2 separate regions of the Homo sapiens genome follow, and region 2 is linked to region 1. A link is an interaction called in ENCODE POLR2A ChIA-PET data of the cell type or tissue named here. Cell type or tissue: PC-9. All regions are shown on one strand.

Region 1 (2,500 bases):
TATATCTAATAAGCCAACAAAGAAAATACAATTGAATTATAAAAAATACTGAATTAACCCAAAAGAAAGCAGAAAAGGTAGGAAAAGGAATTAAAGAACAGATGGGACAAACGGAAAACAAATAGCAAGAAAATGGACTAACCTAAATTATCTTATATTAATAATCATATCAATCATATTTGATTAATCATATTAATAATCACACCAAACGTAAATGGTCTAAATAATGCAATTAACAGATATTGTCACATTGCAAAATATACATATATATATATAGGACCCAACTATATGCACCTACAGGAAATGTACTTTAAATATAAAAATACAAATAGATTAAATGTAGAGGGATGGAAAAAGACATTCCAAACTAACAACAGTCAAAAGACAGCTATATTTTTATCAAAGTAGATTTCAGAGCAAAGATTACCACGAAGGATAAAGCAGTTCATTTCATAATGTTGAAGGGGTCAGTTAATCACTAAGAAATAATCATCCTAAATCTTTATGCACCTAGTAACAGAGCTTCAAAATACGTGAACCAGAAACTACAAGGAAAAATAGGCAAATCCACAGTTATAACTGGAAACTTAAATACTCCTCTCTAACAATTGATAGAACAAGTATGCAGGCTGGATGCAGTGGCTCACGCCTGTAATTCCAGTACTTTGTGAGGTTGAGGAAGGCAGATCACTTGAGGTCAGGAGTTCGAGACCAGTCAACATGGTGAAACCCTGTCTCTACTAAAAATCCAAAAACTAGCCAGGGATGGTGGGACACACCTGTAATTCCAGCTACTCAGGAGGCTGAGGCAGGAGAATTGCCTGAACCCAGGAGGCGGAGGTTGCAGTGAGCCGAGATCATGCTACTGCACTCTAGCCTGGGCAACAGAGCGAGACTCCATCTCAAAAAAAAAAAAGAAAGAAAGAAAGAAAAGAAAGGAAAAAGATAGAACAAGTAGGTGGAAAATTGATAAAGATATGTAGACTTGAACAATACCATCAACCAACATGACCTGATTTTCTCCCACTCTGTAGGTTGCCTGTTCACTCCGATGATAGTTACTTTTGCTATACAGAGGCTCTTTAATTAGATCCCATTTGTCAGTTTTTGCTTGTGTTGCATTTGCTTTTGGCATTTTCATCATGAAACTTTTGCCTGTGCCTATGTCCTGAATGGTACAGAATGGGAGAAAATGTTTGCAATCTATCCATCTGACAAAGGTCTAATATCCAGAGTCCTCAAGGAACTTAAACAAATATACAAAGAAAAAATAAACAACCCCATTAAAAAGTGGGCAAAAGACATGAACAGATACTTCTCAAAAGAAGATATTCATGCGACCAACAAACATATGAAAAAAGCTCAACGTCACTGATCATTAGAGAAATGCAAATCAAAACCACAATGAGATACCATCTCATACCAGTCAGAATGGCAATTACTAAAAAGTCAAGAAACAACAGATGCTGGCAAGGTTGCAGAGAAAAAGGAACACTTTTACACTGTTGGTGGGAATGCAAATTAGTTCACCATTGTGGAAGACACTGTGGTGATTCCTCAAAGATCTAGAAGCAGAAATACCATTTGACCCAGCAATCTCATTACTGGGTATACACCCAAAGGAATATAAACCATTCTATTATAAAGATAAATGCACATGTATGTTCACTGCAGCACTATTCACAATAGCAAAGACATGGAATCAACCCAAATGCCCATCAATGAAAGACTGCATAAAGAAAATGTGGTATATATATACCATGGAATACTATGCACCCATGAAAAGGAACGAGATCATGTCCTTTGCAGGGACATGAATAGAGTTGGAAGCTGTTATCCTCAGCAAATTCACGCAAGAATGGAAAACCAAACAGTGCATGTTCTCACTTGCAAGTGAGAGCTCAACGATGAGAACACACAGACACATCAGGGGGAACAACATACATTGTCAGGGGAGTGGGAGGAGCGAAAGCATCAGGAAGAACAGCTAATGGCTGCAGGGCTAAACACCTAGGTGACGGGTTATCTGTGCAGAAAACCACCATGGCACACATTTACCTATATAACAAACCTGCACATCCTGCACATGTACCCTGGAACTTAAAAGTTGAAAAAAAAAAAAAAAAGCAAAACAACAAAAACAGACCTGATTGACATTTATAGAACTCTCCACCCAACAGAACACATACAAGTGCACATGGGATATTTAACAAGATAGACCATGTCCTAGGACATGAAAGAAAAAAATCTTAAAATTTTTTAAAGGCTTCAAGTCACATAAAGTATGATCTCAGATCACAATGGAATTAAATTAGAGATCAATAACTAAAAAAGTCTAAAAAAAATCTCCAAATGTTTGGAAACTAAATAACTTGCTTCTAAATAACTTGTGAACTAAAGATGTCAAAAAGGAAATATAAAATATTTTGAGCTAAGTCAAAAAAAAAAGCACAACATTTCATCCAATATAATGATAAACCAATAACGGATGGATCTAAGG
Region 2 (2,500 bases), 170 kb after region 1:
CACTCCAGCCAGGGGACAGAGCAAGACTCTGTCACAAAAAAAAAAAAAAAAGACATAGCAAGCTGCCTCTTGTGGCGTAAGCAGGGTGTGAAGTGCACAGAGAGCACTGCAGATAGTAAGTGCTACCAGAGTTTGTTCACAGGTCAGCAGTATCTCACAGCTAGAATTAGTGTCAGGAAAGACTTCATAGAGGACTGGAAGTAGAAATAAAGAAGGACAGGTAATAAAGACATTCTGAAGGAAGTTAAATGACATAAGTAAAAACAAAAGTGAAGCAGTATAAATAAAAGTTTGTTCTGCAGATCAGAACAAAGAAAAATGCTTGGCTTGCCAAGAATGCAGCAAGGGGAACAGAGGGAGATGAAGTGAGTAAAGTGGTCTGGGGCTGGAACTCTGTGTCAGGAAAGCAACCACCACCCATACAGAAATTTTAGAACCTGCACCTTCTCTATTCCATGCTCCCCAGCAGAAAACAAAAGTTTAAGTGCTGTTGGCTCATTTCCGGATTTTTCTTGCATGACTTCTCACACAAAAGAAATCTGCTCCACTCTGATAAACATGACAGGACCACAGCCATCCCTCTTCAAGTCTTGCCTGCTCTAGCAAGTTGTATCAACACAGGCAAAGTTGTCAAATTCTCAATGCCCAGAGAACCTCCCCTTGGCACTTTCCAGGTGGCCACGAGTAACCCCACAAAGTTTTTAATACATTTACCCTGCCTGTGGAGGCCCCAAATCCATAATGGAGCCAGCTGAACAGCTCAGTGGTGAGACATACAACATAAGGCTCTGACCTGTCTCCTTCAGATGCCTATACTGTACATCCCAGCAAACAGATTCCTCATTGCTCTGAACAGATATTGTCAAGAGAGTGGTATAGGGTGCATATATTAGGCACCATAGGAAACAGATATTGCTGGGCTTCTTTTTCTGTGCCTAATAAAAAAGCTTTCTAGCTGGATAGGTCCAAAGAAGCAGCACTTGACATTTGACTTTGTATATCCCTAATTGTACCCAGACCAATTTCGGTGAACATAATATAATATTGTGAACTGCTTCCTGGTTCTCCTCTGTGTAGGTCCCAGACCTCCTAACAACCCAAACAGGCTCCATTAGGGTAGACAGGCTCCACAACAGAGTGAGAACAACATATGAATGAGAATCAGAGAAAATTATATTCTAGCCCTGGCTTACCAAAACCTTGGGTAAGTTTGTTCTTCTGATATGTAAATAAGAAGTTTGGGAGAGATGGTCTCTAAAACCCCTTCCAGCTTTCACATACTAGGATTTCAGTCCTAGCACCTAACACCAATGGCCTAAAAAGTCAGAATGAAGTTTTTCATCTGTCATTGTGAGTCCCAATTCAATGCCATCTACAAATCTAACTCTCAGAAGCCAAGTTGGAGTAGTAAAGGCTCCAAAGTCAGTGGCTGTACAATGGGCTCCAGAATAGAAGGTATGAAACAAAAAAAGTTGGTAGGCAGGACTGCAGCCTAGGATAAAAAGCTAGTTTCTAATTGGAGCCCAGGAGTCCGGGGAGAAGGAAAAAAGGATAGGTCATGTCAAAGCAATGAAGTAATGCATGAACCAAGAGACACAACATAAAAGGGAGTATAAAAAGACTCCACAAGACTCTAGGTCATAAGCAAAGGAAGTCAAAGAAAAACTAAAAGGCCACAGAACCTAGAAGTGATTGTTCCCCAGAGCATGGCCCTTGGGCAATCTCAGAGGCATCCTTTAAGATGATCCCTAGCGGTCCTTGCCCTCCTAGTGTTCATGCCCTTATGTAATTCCCTCACCTTGAGGATGGGCTGGACTTACTAACAAACACAATATAGAAGAAGTGATGGCCTATCAATTCCAAGATTAGATGATAAAAAGATGGAGGTATCTATCTTAGGCACTCTCTCTTGCGCTCTCTTGGACCACTTGTTCTAGGGGAAACCAATCATCATGTCCAGTATAGCCCAGTGTAGAGGCCCATATGGCAAGGAACCAAGGCCTGCCAACAACCATGTGAATTAGCTTAAAAGCAAACACTCTCCCCCCAAATAGAGTCTTCAGCCCCAGCCAACAGTTTGACTGCCATCTCATGAGAGACTCTGAGCCAGAGGTACCCAGTCAAGCTATATCCAGACTCCCGATGCACAGAATCTATGAGATAATAAATACTTATTATTTTAGCCCTCTCTGTTTTGGCATAATTTGTTATACACCAATAAGTAACCAATACAGTGGGGACCAGGCCCATTTGCTCAGCCATTTCAAGACTGCAGGTGAAGCTAGGGAGGTGGTTATACTCAATAAGAGAGTACAGCTGGAGCTGAGGTCAAATATTAGCACCCAGACTTTATTAACAGTCTCCCCATGGCCCACAGTAAGCCTTGAATAAAAGCCTGGTTTGGCCACACCAGAGTTACGCATGATGGCTGGGTATAGCCGAAGTGAGACAATGAAACTACAGCAGCCCTCCTTTATTCTCGGGGGATGCATGCTAAGAC

The links. Peaks named below come from ENCODE experiments on the same cell type or tissue, not always from the same donor. Only the 100,000 strongest peaks of a DNase experiment are listed, where the experiment ranks them.
Region 2: POLR2A ChIA-PET joins it to region 1 with 6 read pairs; 14 of 35 experiments call an interaction of 5 or more read pairs at or near these places.

What each region holds. Positions count from the first base shown.
Region 1 is chr11:4,035,478-4,037,977 of GRCh38, reverse strand. The region is part of intron 3 of STIM1 (stromal interaction molecule 1); the gene reads right to left. Among named protein-coding and RNA genes, the nearest start is that of RRM1, 58 kb to the left of the region's middle. In PC-9, no CTCF peak of the experiment used is centred here; no DNase peak of the experiment used is centred here.
Region 2 is chr11:3,863,981-3,866,480 of GRCh38, reverse strand. All of the region lies in intron 1 of STIM1 (stromal interaction molecule 1), which reads right to left. Among named protein-coding and RNA genes, the nearest start is that of MIR4687, 9.2 kb to the right of the region's middle. In PC-9, no CTCF peak of the experiment used is centred here; no DNase peak of the experiment used is centred here; H3K27ac peaks cover 1,378 bases.